Linked DNA regions of Homo sapiens: region 1 is linked to region 2. Evidence: read pairs that join two places in POLR2A ChIA-PET (ENCODE). Cell type or tissue: A673. All regions are shown on one strand. Each heading gives the region's core, and the rest is flanking DNA. Links, peaks and the distances in the headings are about the cores only.

The links. ChIA-PET counts read pairs that join two places held together with the same protein. Peaks named below come from ENCODE experiments on the same cell type or tissue, not always from the same donor. Only the 100,000 strongest peaks of a DNase experiment are listed, where the experiment ranks them.
Region 1: POLR2A ChIA-PET joins it to region 2 with 10 read pairs; 2 of 35 experiments call an interaction of 5 or more read pairs at or near these places.

The regions. Positions count from the first base shown.
Region 1 is chr13:100,105,798-100,114,839 of GRCh38, forward strand. It overlaps PCCA (propionyl-CoA carboxylase subunit alpha), which reads left to right. Exons shown (of 24, transcript NM_000282.4): 3 at 6,044-6,091; 4 at 6,196-6,264. Among named protein-coding and RNA genes, the nearest start is that of PCCA, 21 kb to the left of the region's middle. In A673, for the core only: no CTCF peak of the experiment used is centred there; no DNase peak of the experiment used is centred there.
Region 2 is chr13:100,266,646-100,275,687 of GRCh38, forward strand. It overlaps PCCA (propionyl-CoA carboxylase subunit alpha), which reads left to right. Exons shown (of 24, transcript NM_000282.4): 11 at 2,044-2,138; 12 at 6,551-6,701. Among named protein-coding and RNA genes, the nearest start is that of PCCA, 180 kb to the left of the region's middle. In A673, for the core only: no CTCF peak of the experiment used is centred there; a DNase peak (open chromatin) is centred at 3,406; H3K27ac peaks cover 505 bases.

The sequences.
Region 1 (9,042 bases), core at 240-8,239, 160 kb before region 2:
CACCACTGTACTCCAGACTGCTAGGCTAAAGGGCAAGATCCTGTCTCAAAAAAAAAAAAAAAAAAAAAAAAAAAAAAAAAGAAAAGAAAAGGAAAAAAAGAAACGGGCTGTCATTGAGGAAGTTTGTGGTATTCGTCAATATATGTTATTGGCTATTGCTTTAGGGAAATTCTGTGCCTTTGTACTATTAGAATGTAATAATGTAGTTGGCCTTTAATTCTTTACCTTTAAGGATAATACTCGGGCCCGATCCCTAAATGAATAGTTCTGTGTTCAGCCACTTGTCTGGTGGATTCTTGATGGCTTAGTCTGACAGTATGGTTAGCCAAAGCAGAATATTGTTTTTTTTTGCCTATGGTGAGCCTTTCTTGCAGTCTTTTGGAGCCTTACAAAGTACAGGAAGTTAAGATTCCACTGAACTTATCAAGCAGGTTTTATGATTCTTTTTATGTCTTAATAAATGTTTGTATGTGTGGACAGAGTTTGGTCTGGTACTTGCTTTCATTATAACCTCATAGTGAAGTTACAGAAATAGCTAACTGACCTCCCACATTGGTGACCACTGGTAATTACTAAAAATAAATAAATGTATGTAACTGTCTGGGTTTAGCACATTTATTTATTTATTTTTGAGACAGAGTCTCGCTCTGTCACCCAGGCTGGAGTGCAGTGGCATGATCTTGGCTCACTGCAACCTCCACCTTCCGAGTTCAAGCGATTCTCCTGCCTCAGCCTCCCGAGTAGCTGGGATTACAGGCACACACCACCACATCCGGCTAATTTTTTTTTGTATTTTTAGTAGAGATGGAGTTTCACCATGTTGGCCAGGCTGGTCTCGAACTCCTGACCTCAGGTGATCCACCTGTCTCCACCTCCCAAAGTGCTGGCATTGTAGGCATGAGCGACCGTGCCTGGCCCAGGTTTAGCACATTTAAAGAGATACGAGGGATAAAGGTGTAGAAGTGGAATCTCCTTGGAATTCACTTAGCATGTTTCGTCATAAATCCTGAAATCAATTCTGCTCCCTGCTATCTTTGCCATCTCCTTTGCTGTGCCCTTGCCTAAGGTGACTGTGGAGAAACTGTGTTTCCCTCAGTGAGTGATGAATATTCTTTGGCACCTATTCATAGTACAGGTACATGTTCAGACTAAGTTGGTCGCTTCACCCTTCACTTGAGGGCTGCACTTAATCAGACCTTTCTCCTTCCCGGATTCCTGCTGTCCTTGTAACCATTCATTAAATACTGACCTGGTTTGTTTATACCTACTGTCCCAAGTGCAAGTAGACTTGGTCTTTGGTGTAATACATATTTGTTAAATAAATTGATTCTCGTTTGAATCTGTTATTAACTCATTTCTTATTCCACATTTTATCAGTGACTTACATCATGTGCAAATTATCCGGGTGAAATTTAATCATTACTGAAAACGTTATTTTTTTTAACTTGAGTTTTAACAAGCTAACTTGTTGTCTTATGTATGTTCATGAGAATAAGGAAGATTTAACTTATGGTAGCTTGCTTGGATCAAGACCATTAAGTTTCAGTTGGCCTTAAGTTAGTGTGAGCCAGTACAGTACTGTGTTGTTCCTGTCACACTGATGTGAGCTGGCTGGGCTCAGTGGCTTACGCCTACAGTCCCTGCGCTCTGGGAGGCCGAGACACGGGATTCCTTGAGACCGAGAGTTCCATATCAACCTGGGTAACAGAGCAAAACCCCGTCTCTTAAGAAAAAAAAAAGTGATCTTAGGTGTTATTAATAACATAGTGTTTAGAGCTTGCATTGTTATACTCTGATTACATTATATCATGATATTTCTGACATGAATACCTGGATGTGAACTCTCTGACTTTGCCACTAGTGAACTTTGTAAGTGATTTAAGGCAAGTGATTTGGCCTCATCAAGCCTTAGTTTTCTTATTTGTAAAACGGAGATATTATCAGAACTGACTTCGTGGGATTATTATGCTAAATATTGTCATCATAGCCATTACCTGATAGATGAGATAATGCACAGAAGAGATTCATCACAGTGCCTGCTGTATACAAAACGTGTCCTAAGTGTCGGCTGCTTAATGTCCTTAACTGAATTTTGCACATTTGGAAAGCAAGACTCAAAGCCCATGGATAGTGAGTAGCTGGGTGTAAACTCATGCCTGTCCTTTTCCAGAGCTGGTGGACTTACCCATTGTGCTGTATCCTTTCTCAGAAGAGTTGGGCAAGTGACCCAGTGTCCAGAGTTCTGCCGTCATTCCAACAAGTACCCAGTGCAGGGCCAGCTCAGTCCTCTTGGTCTCTGAATGGAGTGTGGTGCTAGCTATGGAGTTAGAGCCTGGGAGAGAGCATCTAAACCTAGGGAAGGGAAAGGAAGAAGGAGGGATAGAGAGAGAATGGGTTAAGAGAAAAATAACAACAGCAAAAAAGATCCTTAGGAAATCTTTTACTTCAGATGACATTATTAGTACAGTTATAGAGCAGCTACTGCCAAAGTTCTTCATTATCTCTTCTGGTACCTGAATTCTCATCTATCTTCAAGGATCCAGGATCCTAATTTATAGTTGTTTTTTCCTGAGTGTCTTCAGGGTGCCTTATGAGTGACTCTCCACATATAGGATCAAGTCCCAGTTCCTTGAATGGCATATGAGTCCTTCCATCATCTGGACTTTTTTTTATCCTAGCTTTATTTGCTACAACTCTCCTAAGCATACCATGCGCTTCAGTCATATTGAGAATTCCTTGTAGTTGCTTAGTGCTACCCTCTTCTTCCAGTGTCACGGCCTTTACACATGCTGTTCATGTGCTCCCTTCTCTGTGTGTAGCATCCTGCACAAAGCCTTATTAGAGCATTTAACACAATTTGTTGTGTTTGTGCCATATTTTACTTTGAAGTTGCCAAATGCACTTGATATTTACCTGTAATTGTTGATGCAGAGGGGCAGTTTTAAGGTTGGGTTTAATTGATTTGTATGCATATTCTTTTATAGGCATAGCCTACCTGGAAGAATATATAGGAGACCAGTAACAGTGGTTGCCTTTTGGGCAGGGACTTGGGTGTCTCTTCAGTGTATCCCCTTTTGTACTTTAAAAATTCTGAATTATATGCATCTATGATTTATTTAGAAGAAAATTTTATGTATGGAAGATTAATTGATATGATTAGTTTTATTGGGTTTTATGCGCTAATTGGTAATACATTAATAGCCCTTAACAGAGAAGATGTGTCAGGTGCAGGTATTTGTTTTGTTATAGCTTTTCCCCAGTTAGACAGATAGGGGCACACTCCTAAATTCATAACAGTCTGGCATGTAGCCCAAAGGGGTGAAGAACAGTAGCCATAGCTAATGCTGAATGAGTATATATTACATGCTAGACATTATTCTAAACACTTTAAGAGTGTTAATTCAAATCATTCTCACAACCTCTTGTGGCAGGTGCTGTTTTTACCCTTATTTTACATACCAGGAAATGAGAGGCAAGAAGGGTGACTTGTTCATAGCAGGACACACAGGAGGAGAACATAGAATGTTGGGAGTTCAGCCTGGGTGGCTTGGCTGCAGACTGACTCGTAATGACCATTCTGCTGCCTGAACAGAAATTAGAATGGGGATTCTTGCTTAATTCTTCCATTGTTATCATGATTTGTTGTATTCGCTGTAACAATTGCTTAATATGTAATTTCTAGGAGTGGTGTTTGTGGTGATTATCAGATGTGGTCTGTTTCACAGTTAATATTAACATCATATTTTAAAACCCATTTAAGAAAGTGTAAACATTGTGTTCTCAGGATATGCTTACTGTTTAAGAGGGGTTTACCATGACCATTTAAATACAGAAAAGTAGATGATTATGCATTCTCAGACCTGAGATGTGAGCAAGGCTCTGAGTGGCTTCGAGTTTTATCACATTAGAAGTTTACCTATTTTTAAGGCAGGGGCTTGGCTCGGGTTGGAGGAGTTAAGACATATATGATGTAAAGGTTAAACCAAGACCTAGCAAGCTTTTTTCACTTCTGAGATTCTGGACTTTTTCCTGTATGTTAAAATACTGCTCTAGGCCGGGTGTGGTGGCTCAGGCTTGTAATCCCAGCACTTTGGGAGGCCGAGGCAGGCGGATCACCTGAAGTCAGGAGTTCGAGGCCGGCCTGACCAACATGGGGAAACCCCATCTCTACTAAAAATACAAAGAAATTAGCCGGGCTTGGTGGTGCGCACCTGTAATCCCAGCTATTAGGAGGCTGAGGCAGGAGAATATGTTGAACCTGGGAGACGGAGGTTACTGTGAGCTGAGATCGTACCACTGCACTCCAGCCTGGGCGACAGAGTGAGACTCCATCTCAAAAAACAAACAAACAAACAAACTGCTCTAGGTTATATAAGAGTACTTTTTAAAAGGTCATTTATAACTCTAACTCTTCTTTTAGAAATATAACTGACACTTTTTTTCTGTAGTTCCGTTGAACTTAAAAATAATTCACAAATACAGAAATTACCGTGTGCTAATGTGTATTACATCCAAATTACTTGGAATGGTGTGTTTTGAAAAACGATTAGCTTGTACAATTTTAGAGTAGGAAGAAAACCTTACTAAATAGCTTTCCATTTGAGTGCTACCAGTTTATGTGGAAATCAAGGCCTACAGAGATTGATTTACTTAAAGTTAAATAGGTCATTAGTGGCAAAGCTGGACTTGGGTTTAGGTCTCTAGATAAACACAGGATACACAACTTCTCTACTGTTTGGTCTCAGCTGCTTCAAAATTTGGTGGTTATTCAAACTTAACATTGGATTCAAATGGTGTAATCTGCTTAGTCTGGGCATTTTTGGATATATGCACAATTAGGTACCTATTCTGAGTTACTGAAAATATGCCCTGTCCCAACAGAGATAGCAGATAAATTATACTTACTTAGTATCAGACTTCCCTTTGAAAACAACTCATGACACTTAGAATTTCCCAGAATTTAGAAAATAAATTGTCAAGTAATTTTGGCCAAAGTGTTTTTTTTGTTTATTTATTTATTTATTTTTTGAGACGGAATCTTGCTCTGTCACCCAGGCTGGAGTGCAGTGGCACGATTTTAGCTCACTGCAACCTCCGCCTCCCAGGTTCAAGTGATTCCTGCCTCAGCCTCCCAAGTAGCTGGGATTACTTGGGATTACCAGCACTTGGGATTACGGGCATGCACCATCACGCCGGCTAATTTTTGTATTTAAATTATTTATTTATTTATTTAGAGATGGAGACTCGCTTTGTCACCAGACAGGAGTGCAGTGGCGTGATCTCAGCTCACTGCAGTCTCCGCCTCCCGGGTTCAAGCCATTCTCCTGCCTCAGCCTCCCGAGTAGCTGAGATTAGAGGCGCGTACCACTAGACCCAGCTCCTTTTTTTTTTTTTTTTTTTTTTTTTTGTATTTTTAGTAGAGACAGGGTTTCACCATATTGGTCAGGATGGTCTCGATCTCCTGACCTCGTGATCCACCCACCTTGGCCTCCCAAAGTGCTGGATTACAGGCGTGAGCCACCGTGCCCAGCCTTTTTGTATTTTTAGTAGAGATGGGGTTTTACCGTGTTGGTCAGGCTGGTCTCGAGCTCCTGACCTCGTGATCCACCTGCCTTGGCCTCCCAAAGTGCTGGGATTACAGGCGTGAGCCACTGCACCCGGGCTTGACCAAAGTCTTTTAGTGTCTGAAATATCATTTGAAGATTTTCTTTTGGCTACAGAATATGTAGATACCCCCATTGTGAATACATTAACCTACTATGCTTTAACAAAGTAATTATAGAACCCGATCATATCAGATGAATTTTGTAGTTCCCTGGTTGTAAACGGTTATACTATTTAATAACCTATTTTAATATTACCCTAAGTATTTATAGTACATTTAATATTACTGTAAGTAATATAGTATTTAATGTTACTCTAGGAAGTAATGTTTATTAGGGTTATATTCAGTGTTGATGTTGGAAAAACTTGGTGTTTTTTGGTCTTAAACCATCGGTTTAAAAGTAACAATTTCTAATGAATGTGTTTTTTCTCTCTTCAGACTTTTGATAAAATTCTTGTTGCTAATAGAGGAGAAATTGCATGTCGGGTGAGTAGAATTTTCGTCTTATTTTCCATTTTACTCTGAAATTATTTATTAAACCCCTTTAAGTGTGAATCACTATTAATAGACATTAATATATTTTAAAATAGGTTATTAGAACTTGCAAGAAGATGGGCATTAAGACAGTTGCCATCCACAGTGATGTTGATGCTAGTTCTGTAAGTATATTTTTGCTTTGTTTAAATCAGGACTTAATTTTGGGTCAAGCAGAAAAAGTGAGACATACAGGCTTTTTTTCTTGGCCTGCACAAGATACATTCAAGTTTAAAAACTGTTTACTTGTTCACTGTTGTGTTAAGCAAAACGACAGTATCACAGTATCTTCTATATGTGCCGTAAGTATTTTCTTTTCATAGCTTTAAAAACTTAGACAGAAAAATTGCCAGGCTGATTGCTGGTCACCAAGTAGATTTAAGCAAAGCATGAGAAAATTTGAGTCAAAGATTAATGAAATGTTTACACAGTGCTCCCTTATGAGAGCACTTTCCCCCAGCATAGCTTCAGTATCACTAAGGGAATGCTACAATTGTTTAACCTTTCCTAAATGCTTCAACGTGTTCAGCTGAAAGTTTGACAAAAATGAAAGGTAGGCTAATGCTAATTGGATACAAACAAAAGAAGGTTTAGCATAAAGCAGATATACTTTTATTTGGTACTTTTAACACAGCAGGCCTTTTTTTTTTTTTTTTTTGGGACAGAGTCTTGCTTTGTTGTCCAGGCTGGAGTGCAGTGGTGTGATCTCACCTCACTACAACCTCTGCCTCCTGGGTTCAAGCGATTCTCCCGCCTCAGCCTCCGGAGTAGCTGGGATTACAAGCACCTGCCATCATGCCTGGCTGATTTTTGTATTTTTGTAGAGACAGGGTTTCACCAAGTTGGCCAGGCTGGTGTTGAACTCCTGACCTTAGGTGATCTGCCTGCCCCGGCCTCCCAAAGTGCTGGGATTACAGGCTTGAGCCACCACACCCGGCCCACAGCAGGGATTTTTTTTAGTAGTAATGTTATGAATGAGTAGAAAAAAATCCCATGGGGAAAGAATGTAAATTATTAAATCTTTATGGCATGAAATATAAGTAGTTGAATACTAATGCAAGCATTGTTTCTCATTGTCTCATACTACTTTTGATAATGGGACCCTTTGGTAGGGTCCATCAGTTAATGACAGGGATATGTTCTGAGAAATGCATCGTTAGGTGAATTCAATATTGTGTGACCATCACAGAATGTACTTACACAAACCTTGATGATACAGCCTAGTACACACCTATATAGTATAGCCTATTCCTCCTGTGCTACAAACCTGTGCAGCACGTGACTGTACTAAATACTGTAGGCAATTGTAACACAATGGTAAGTATTTGTGTATATAAGTGTATCTAAACACAGAAAAGGTACAGTAAAAATATAGTATAAAAGATAAAAAATGGTACACTTGTATAGGGCACTTACTGTGAATGGAGCTTGCAGGACTGGAAGCTGGTCTGGATGAGTCAGGGAGTGATCAAAGGCCTAGGACATTACCGTCACTACTATAGACTTCATAAACACTGTATACTTAGGCTACACGACATTTATAGAAAAATAGTTTTCTTTCTTCAATAATAAATTAACCTTAGCATACCATAACTTTTTTAAATTATAAACTTTTAAATTTTGTCTTTACTCTTTGACTCTTTCTTTTTTTTTTTTTTTTGAGACAGAGTCTTGCTCTGTTGGCCAAGCTAGAGTGCAGTGGTGCAGTCTTGGCTCACTGCAACCTCTGTCTCCCGGGTTCAAGCCATTCTCCTGCCTCATCCTCTCCAGTAGCTGGGATTACAGGCATGTGTCACCACGCTCGGCTAATTTTTGTATTTTTAGTAGAGACGGGGTTTCACCATGTTGGCCAGGCTGGTCTTGAACTCCTGACCTCAGGTAATCCACCTGCTTTGGCCTCCCAACGTGCTGGGATTACAAGCGTGAGCCACCACGCCCGGTTTACTCTTTGACTCTTTCATAATAAAACAGCATAAAATGCAAACACTGTATAACTGTACAAAAATGTTTTCTTTATATCCTTATTTTATAAGCTTTTTTCTGTTTTTAAAGTTTTTTATTTTTCATTTATTTTTGACTTTTTGAACTTTTTTGGTAAAAACGAAGACTCAAATGCACACATTAGCCTAGACCTGCAGAGGATCAGGCTCATCAAGACATCAGTAGGCATGGGATCACATCAAGTTAGAAAGCTTCTACACAGCCAAGGAAACAACAAAATGAAGAGACAACCCACAGAATGGGAGAAGATATTTGCAAACTACCCATCTGATGAGGGATTAGTAACTAGAATGTATAAGGAGCTCAAACAACTCTATAGGAAAAAAATCTAGTAATTTGATTAAAAAATGGGCAAAATGGCCAGGTGTGGTGGTTCACACCTGTAATCCCAGCACTTTGGGAGGCCAAGCGGGCAGATCACTTGAGGTCATGAGTTTGAGACCTAGAATAAATAAATGGATGTTTAACCAGCCTGGCTAAGATGGTGAAACCCTGTCTCTACTAAAAATACAAAAATTAGCCGCGTGTGGTGGCACACATCTGTAGTCCCAGCTACTTGGAGACTGGGGCAAGAAGCTTGAACCTGGGAGGTGGAGGTTGCTGTGAGCCAAGATCGTGCCACTGCGCTGTAGCGTGGGCGACCAGGCGAGACTATGTCCAAAGGAAAATAAAAAGGGGCAAAAGATCTGAATAGTCATTTCTCAAAAGAAGACATACAAATCACAAACAGGTATATGTAAAGGTGCTCGACATTACTGATCATTACGGAAATGCAAATCAAAAGTACAATGAGATAAAATCTTACCCCGGTTAAAACGGCTTTTATCCAAAAGACATAACGAGTACTGGCGAGGATGTAGAGAAAGAACCCTCATATGCTGTTGGTGGGAATGTAAATTAAT
Region 2 (9,042 bases), core at 270-8,269:
TGTATGTCACCTATTATTTTTCACATGAGCCATTATATACTATGTCCTTTCCACAATGAAACTGCACTGGTAGTGTGAATGGCACCTCTCTTTGTGGCATAAACCAGTATTTCTCAACCAGGGCACTACTGGCATTTCCTGGGTTGGGTCTAGGGATACCAACAGGCTTGCATTATGTGACATTGTCTATTATAATAAAGCTTTTTCAGGAAGCAGTATAGCTTAGAGATTTTTCTACATTCAGTACGTGTAAACCTATAAAATTTTTAAAAAACTCATGATGCATTTAAGGATTAACTTCCCTTAAAAGCAGTATTTATTTATAATGTTTTCTGATTACATGGCTTCCTCATTTATTTAATGGAATAAATAATCAGCAAATCATTTTTGTTGAATGCCTAGTAAGTGCACAGAATTTTTAAAAAATGAACTGGGAGACTATACAGAATTTAGAGAAGAACAAACTCTTGATTCTGTATATGAATCTGATATTTTATAGTTGGAAATATTTCTGAGAATTCTTGGTTATTTTGGCTTTATTTCTTGGAGACTGTCTACTTTTACTTTCTTGTCAACTAGAATTTAAAAAGAGGTTGAGAGTTATTTTAATGATTTCAAATATTTTTAGATTTACTTCATGCAGCCACCTTTGAGTCTTAGAAAATTCCAGCTTATTGGCATTTTATTGCTGTTATGTTTTCCTTCATTGCTTGGAATCATTCTTGAGTTTCAGAAAGGGTTTGTTCCTAAAAATTAACTTTACAGTCATATATTAACTATTTATTTTACATTTTACCAATTATAGCCATGATCTTTATTTGATTTTTTTCAGAAGCCATATCAAATATTAAGATTGATATTATCTGCTATTTATAATGCACAAAGAAACAGAATGACTTGTTCAGAGAAGTTGCATAGCTGTTTGGAACTAAAATTAGTGCCTGGTCTTTGGGCTTCTAAAACAGATCTTACCTCTGTAAACCTAATATATGTATTCAGAAATATAAATCAACACCTTAAATCTGAAAATAGATTGGTCCGTTTCTGAAAATCAGATGTTCTAGGCAAAAACTTTAATGAAGAGCTGCTTTTGAGTTTCCAGATTTAGCTGAAAAAGATACATGTTAAATTTGAATTTCAGATTAACAATGATTTTTTAAAATCACTGTTCCATGTAGTACTTGGGACATAGCTAGAAAAAAATTATTCATTGTTTATCTGAAATTTAAATGTAGCTGGATATCTTGTATTTTATCTGGCAATCTCAGCTTATTTTCCATTACAGGTTGAATGTATCTCTTAACTGAAATGCTTGGGACCAGAAGTGTTTCAGATTTCAGATTTTTTTGGGTTTTGGAATATTTGCATTTATACCTGCTGGTTGGGTATCCCTAATCTGAAAATTCGAAATGCTCCAGTGACTGTTTCCTTTGAGCGTGATGTCAAAAAATTTCAGCTTTTGGAGCATTTTGGATTTCAGATTTTCTGGTTAGAGATGTTCAATGGGAAAAACTATTATGTTTGTATATTAACTCCAGACCTTTAGCAGTTTCCTAGAACAAAAATAAACCACAGTACAGACATCCATAGATAGATAACAGATTACATATTGGGTGGAAATGCATACAATGTCATTTCCCAATCAACAGACATTTAATAATGTTAACATCAAGCAGATGTTTGTAATAAAGCTGCGGTGGCACTCCTCAGCAACATTGACATCCAGTGTTTATCCCCTTCACTAACACTCAGTGTCCTTCACAAAATTTGTACAACTGATTCTGATGTTTTACTCGTTGTATTTGAAAGGTGATATGAACACTTTTTCCTCAAATCTTTTTGATAAAAATGTTTTATTGAGCTTTGGAGTAATAAATATAGTTTTCCTTTGTTAACATGAATCAAAATAATGTTTTGAGAGGTATGTATATACTATGAAGTTTGAATATTAAAAACCAAGAGATGTTGCATGCGGAAAATATTAACCATCATCTACTTTGTGGGTGTGGTTATATGGTTTTTCAAATGGTATTGCTCTTTCAGGTTCTAGGTGATAAACATGGGAATGCTTTATGGCTTAATGAAAGAGAGTGCTCAATTCAGAGAAGAAATCAGAAGGTGGTGGAGGAAGCACCAAGGTAAGTCTCCTAAGAAACATTTATAAAGCGGCTGCTTTTATGCATTTCATTCATTCATTCATTCATTCATCATTCACTGACGCATGCATTCAGAGACAGGGTCTCACTCTGTTGCCCAGGCAGTGGTGCAATCACGGCTCACTGCAGCCTCCACCTCCCAGGCTCAAGTGATCCTCCCAACTCAGCCTCCCACGTAGCCGGGACTACAGGTGTGTGCCACCATGCCCAGCTAATTTTTGTGTTTTGTAGAGATGGGGTTTTGTCATGTTGCTCAGGCTGGCCTTGAACTCCTGGCATCAAAAGATTAGCCCACCTCAGCCTCCCGAAGTGCTGGGATTATAGGTGTGGGCCACTGCTCCCAGCCACATTTCTTTTTTTATTTGTTTGCTTTATCAGCTACAATTGCACTAATGTTCATGTAGACTCTGTTACTGCATATTTTTATAATTAAGAATTTGTTACTTGATTTCCTCAGTGCTTTAATGTGTAAAAGGGAGAGAATACTTGAAAAAGAAGTGGGTTTTTATTAGAGGAGAAAGTTGGGTAGACAGCCAACTGTGACTTCTGCAGGCTTCTAGGAAGTATGGAACCTGATGGTACTTCACGGGATTTCTGAGATATATGCCTTCTAGACTTTCATGTTGGTGAAGGGTTCATAAAGTTGGTCCTGAATTTATCCTACCATGAAAGGCTTCTGGAGTGTGGTTCTTGGAAATTCCTTGAATTATCAGAGCCACTTTGGGTACTTCTCCAGGGCATCTTTCATGAGTTTGGTGTATGGGGCCTCATTTCTCATTTGATGCTAGGTTGCTATTTGTATATACTCTGGTATTCTCTTTGTTCTTAAAAATCCTCAGGTGAGTGTTCCTAGTAATTTTTAATTACCAGACGGTAAGAAGTATAGCTTATTGTAGCTTTAATCAGCAGAGCTAGCATATCTTGATATAATGCCTATATAGTTTCTGAAAATAGTAAGTGAGAATGTGAGTATATTTTTAATCCCGGAGTAATGGTAAAAATTCAACTCTATTTTAGTTACATTGGTTTTTAAAAATATGGCATGGTGTTATTAGTTTTAAAACATGGACCCCAAATCCTTTGCCATTTTTCTCTTTGAGCAGTGAGGGGAAGGATCATTGTTCCCTTTTCTTGATTCTGTGCTCTGTGAAGGCTTGACCCGTAGACTACTTAGAAGTGATGCTGTGCCAGTTTCCAGCCCAGGCCTTGGGAAACTGCCAGCTTCCGCTTCCTGTTCTCATGGGATGCTTGTGCTTACACACCAGCCAGTATGCTGTGAAGAACTGTGTAGCTTACATAAGATGTGGCCATCTAGTTCTCAAGGCCCAGGAACAGGATGTAAGAAGGGAGGAAGAAGAAAAGCCAAAGGGAATCCTCTTCCTGTGTCTTTAGGAAGATCCTGGAAGGTGCTGAAGCTAATTACTTGGTGTTGATCTGAAGTTAGACACTTAGCTAGGGAGACTTGTTAGTATCTTTTTCTTAAGAAACCATGTGCTGAGCTAGAACTAGTACTGTAGTACTGTAGTATGGAGGAAGGGGAAAAAGGATACCTGTGGAACAGTAAGAGTCTTCAACACACATGTCTTGCAATTTTCTGTTTCCTTGACTGATTATCAATTCCAATTCAATTAACACTCTGTTTTTAGTAAAAACCTACTCAAGTGTTACCTGGGATAGAAATCTTTCCCAGACTGGGAACCTTGAATCATAAAATGTGTTTGTTTTTTCTCTTTGTCTAGAAATACAAACTTTTCATAATGAATACCTTATCTACTTATTTAGAGAAAAAAAGGAAAATATACAGCAGTAGGAATCAAAATGAAAAAGCTAGAACTCATCATTAATACTGACCTGATATGTATTTGTACACTGTGAAATGTTAAAATAAATGGAATGTGTAGTTTTCAGTTCCTGGAGTAAGAATCGGCTGGGCATGGTGGCTCACACCTGTAATCTTAGCACTTTGGGAGGCTGAGGTGGGAGGATTGCTTGAGCCTAAGAGTTTGAGACCAGCCTGGACAACGTAGTGGGACCTCATCTTCACAAAAAAGTAAAAAATCAGCTGACTGTGGTGGCATATGCCTATAGTTCCAGCTACTTGGGAGGCTGAAGTGGGAGGATTGCTTAACCCCAGAGGTCGAGGTTGCAGTGAGCCGACATCATGCCACCAGATTCCAGCCTGGGTGACAGAGCAAGACCCTGTTCTCCCCCACCCCCCGAAAAATAAAAATAAAAAAAAGAATCTACTAATGTGCTTTGAGGGCAATGCTAGCTAGGGTCACTCATATCTCTGGATATCTAGCAGGGCTTTTGAAAAGGGCAAGGGCAAGATCAAATAGGAGAAAGATAGTTTCACAGAGCTGCACTGAGATTCTCCAGATGTTATGCTATTAATTGTTAGTTGGGGTTTTTTTTAGTTGCATTAATTTTGTCAGCCAGTTATTGTTGAAATGTCATCTATGTCTATACATTAGGTTAATGCAAACTATATTATAGATAATTCATAACACTTGAACCCATTGATTTATTGTAACTTCACCAAAAGGGAGACAGTAGGAAGTACACTTCCCACCTGTGAACTCTTCCCCCTCCCCCACCCCAATCCAACTTGAATATATTCAAGGCTCTGAGTCTAACTAGCAATCTATATGAAATAGAAATGTAATATGAATGTTAAAAGACACCGTGGGGTTGCATGCAGTTGAACCAAGAATGTGAGAAATAAGACAGTAAAATGACCAGATCCTTGGCCAGAAAATGGGGAAGGGGCATTACAGATTAAAAGAGTCTTAAGATACAAAAGCCAATCAAATGCAGTTTTGGACCTTATTTGGATCCTGATTCAAAGAAATCAGCTGTATAAAGATATTTATGAGATAGAGAAATTTGAATACCAAGTGGATATTAAATGCTTTTAAGGAGTTCTTGTTTTTTGTGTAGTTGTGTTACAAAAGGGTACTTTATCTCATAGAAACAGACATGTATGTTTTTAAAAGTGAAATGATACCTAATTTGGGATTTACTTTAAAAACAATAAAGGGTGGGCCTGGTAGAGAAGTGGGCAAGTAGCATAGATAAAGCCAGAGTGGCTATGTATTAATAATTGCTATATATTGGAGGCAGCTTCATGCAAGTTTTTTATACTATTCCATAATAAAGCTTTTATAGCATGTCATCTCAATCCTGCTCATTTGAGAATAATTTTAATCCACAAGTAGAAAAGTAGTTAATGTTTTGTTTCTCAGAGCCTTTCTTTCATAGAAGCAAAATCTGTGAAAATGCAAAGTGGTTTGATGATATTTTTTTCAGGGTTTGTTGAAGTCATTTTAGCTTAACTTGCCTGCTTGAAGGTGGGTTTGGTATCTTGAAGCCAAACGTGCAGGATTTAGTGGATGTATTGCTGATTCTTGTTATTTGTGGCAGTTATGTTCTCTAAAGTCACCTTGATTACTGAATTAGTGAACACTGAATAATTTCCCCTAGGGGAAATACAGGGTTAGGTTCCTGCGAGCCTTTGCTTATAACATTTTCCTCAGTGGATTAATACATAATTTTGTTTTTTGTGTATTTCTCATTTAATATCTGTGGTTGATTCATTAACAGTGAACTCACAATCCTGGCCAACAAGACTATAACACGTGCCTGAGTAAAGCTTATCCCACACACATTTTCTCCAGACAGTACTTCATGGCCTTCTTGCACATGGGAACCCCAGACAGCACCTAAGGACAATGCTTGATGGGCCATTTCACACCATGAAATGACACACACACACACACAAATGCAAAAAAAGTGACACTAAACAGACCTTGAAAAGGATGCTTGTTATAGTATGAGCATTGAAACGAGAAGGGAGAGCATCACCTTGTTCAGCCTTAGCATACTGGAGTCTCAAATTTTTCACCTCTCTGCACTTGTTCACAAAGGACCATGAAAGCGCCTTAAGTATTGATTTTGGGGTTACAAATAAATTTCAGCAAGTAGGCAGATTTGTAAATATGGACTACATGAGCAATGAGGATTGATTGTGTATGTTAGATACTAATAAGTTATTTTTCTCCCAGTTTTTGGCTCGAAGCAATTCTGAATATATATGTTAAATATTAGAAGTTGAAGAGTAGTTATATATTTTGTGAATGGATTGAAGTTGCAGAGTAATGTGAAAAGTTCAAATGTTTTATACAAATCTAAAGTTGACTTATTTGAGCATGTTATGCTTAATAATATAGTCAACATATATTATAAAACATATATAAAGCACAATATTTTGAATTCTTAAATTGGTATAGATGATCTATATCTGAGTAAACTTTAAGAAAATGTTTATGTAATGCACACAAAAGATAACTTGATTTTTGTCCGAAATGTAGACAAACATTTTTTTGTATATGTAGCATTTTTTTGGATGCGGAGACTCGAAGAGCGATGGGAGAACAAGCTGTAGCTCTTGCCAGAGCAGTAAAATATTCCTCTGCTGGGACCGTGGAGTTCCTTGTGGACTCTAAGAAGAATTTTTATTTCTTGGAAATGAATACAAGACTCCAGGTAACAACAACTGTTATTTATTCCTCTCCATGCCTCTGTACTTTACCCTTCCTTCTCCACCCTTTTTTGTTTTATAAATGTTAAAAAATTAACTCCATAAAGTGTTAAATAAAGATTTAGTTTTTATGCTTGTGCTAAGACATCTGTTAGGAATGACGGATAGTATCCCTCTAAAGTTCAATGTCTAGACCTCTGCTTTGTCACTGTTAATACTTTATGTTGGAAATACCACTTTGTTTTTTTCTTGAACCTTTCTAGATGAACTGTATTTGTCAGTGTGTATGTGCTGTTAAGAAAAATTACTCTAGATATTACAAATAGGAAGTGATACAGTGATTGCAAAATCTTTGGAAGGATGGAGGAAGGAAGGGTACCCAGAGTGAACTTCGGTGGTGACTCCCACTGCTGTACCACTCAGCCAGGCTCCCAGAGGAACCGGCACCTCTGCCACAGTGAGGACGTTGAGAATCAAGTGGCTGCCCTTGGAACTGTTGGCTTTGGGGGACATAACTTCCTTAGTTCTAACCAAATCTCAGGAAGCGACTGGCGTTGTAACCGGTGGCTTTATTTCCTTCCTTCTTCCCTTTTTTCTTTCATTTAAATTGTGAACTATACAGAAACATACATAGAACACAGGTGAATAATTGAATGTATTATTATAAAGCAAAAATCAATGTAAACATCAACTGGGCCTAGAAGTATTTACAAAACAGCCAGCTCTTTTTACACTAGCCTCATTTTCTTCTCCTTCTCAATGATTCTGATTCCCCCTCCATCTTCCCTAGAGCTGTCTCCTATCTGACTGACTTCTCAGAACCTTCAGTTTTCATATCATTCTTCCTTTGAATTACGCATACCTAAGCAGCATTATTACTTTTGTTTGTTTTTTAAAACTATATTAATGGGATCGTATAGTATTCGTTCTTTTGTGCCTGGCTTCTTTTTTCAGCATGGCATTTGTGAGATTTGTGCTATTTCATGGAACTCCTGTATGATACATTTTCTAAGAAAATGCCACTATTTCTTTATCTGTTAGATTTCTGTAGATAGTTTATTTCCAGTTTTATGGAATTTGTGTTAGTTTGCTAGGACTACCATAACAAATGATCATTAACTATAGCTTAACACAACAGAAATTTGTTCTCGTACACTTCAGGAGGCCAGAGTCTATCATGCAGGTTCCAGCCGAGTGGGTTCCTTCCTGGGGGGTTGGAGGGAGAATCCACTCCATGCCTCTCTCCTGGTTCTGGTGTTGCCGACAGTCCTTGGTGTTCCTTGGCTTTGGCAGCATAACTCTAATCCCTGCCTCAGTTGTCATATTGCCTTCTCTCTGTGCATCTCTGTGCCCAGGGTTCCCGTTTTCTGTAGGGACACTAGTCACATTGGATTCAGGACCCTTCCCATTTAGTACGGCCTCATCATACGTGATTTCCTCTGCCAAGATCCTGTTTTCAAGTAAGGTCACAGTCACAGGTTGTGAGTGGATGTGAATTTTGACACGACACTCTTCAGTCCAATTCACCATTCAAAAAACACATATGGCCTACAGAGATAAATAGATTAGTACTTGCCTAGGACTGGGGTGGGTGAGTGGGGGGATTATGGGCTGATGGCTAAGGGGTGGAATAGGACAGGAGAGACTGAGGAAGGCATACTTATGCCTGAAAACAGTGTCAACTCTTCTTCCGTTAGGCCCTTGGGGGAGGGGGTGGGGGGGGAGGGGGTGTTGAGTCACTGCAGGCATGAGCTGGGTCGAGCTTAAGCCTTCCTGCAGTGGTTTTCTCACGTGCACCAAGGGGCCGCTTGTGGGATTTCTGCATGCCTGCTTCATCCTGAGCTTGAGGGCTTGCCTCTGACCCTGTGCTTCATGGGAGCCGTGTCTTCATGCCTGTGCCTCTTTCCCAGAGGGAGACTCCTGTGGGCCCTGGTTAGCCCTACCATGGGTGCAGGAGGGCTGTTTTCTGTTCGCTGTGCCGTGGCGGTAGACCGTCCTTGTGTCCTTGAACTTTGAGGTGAGTTCAGTAGTGGCCCTGCTGCTCCCCAGCCGTGGGGAAGCTGATGTTCTGGGCTCCAGGTGGATTTCTGCCTCTTTCCTGATGGTTATCTTTTGCGTGCTATGGCTTTCTTCATGCTTTTACTCTCGACCTACCTGTTTGAAGACAGTTCACGTGTGCCTCTGTAAGCAGTGTATAATTTTTCAGCCCAGTTTGATATGTTTGTCTTGTATCTTGACCATTTGCTCCTTAGAAAGTTGACAGAAATGCTGGTATTTTTGAGTTTAAATTTCTAATTTTTAAAAATGTTTTCTTCTTGTCCAATCTCTGGCCTTTTTCCTTTTTTT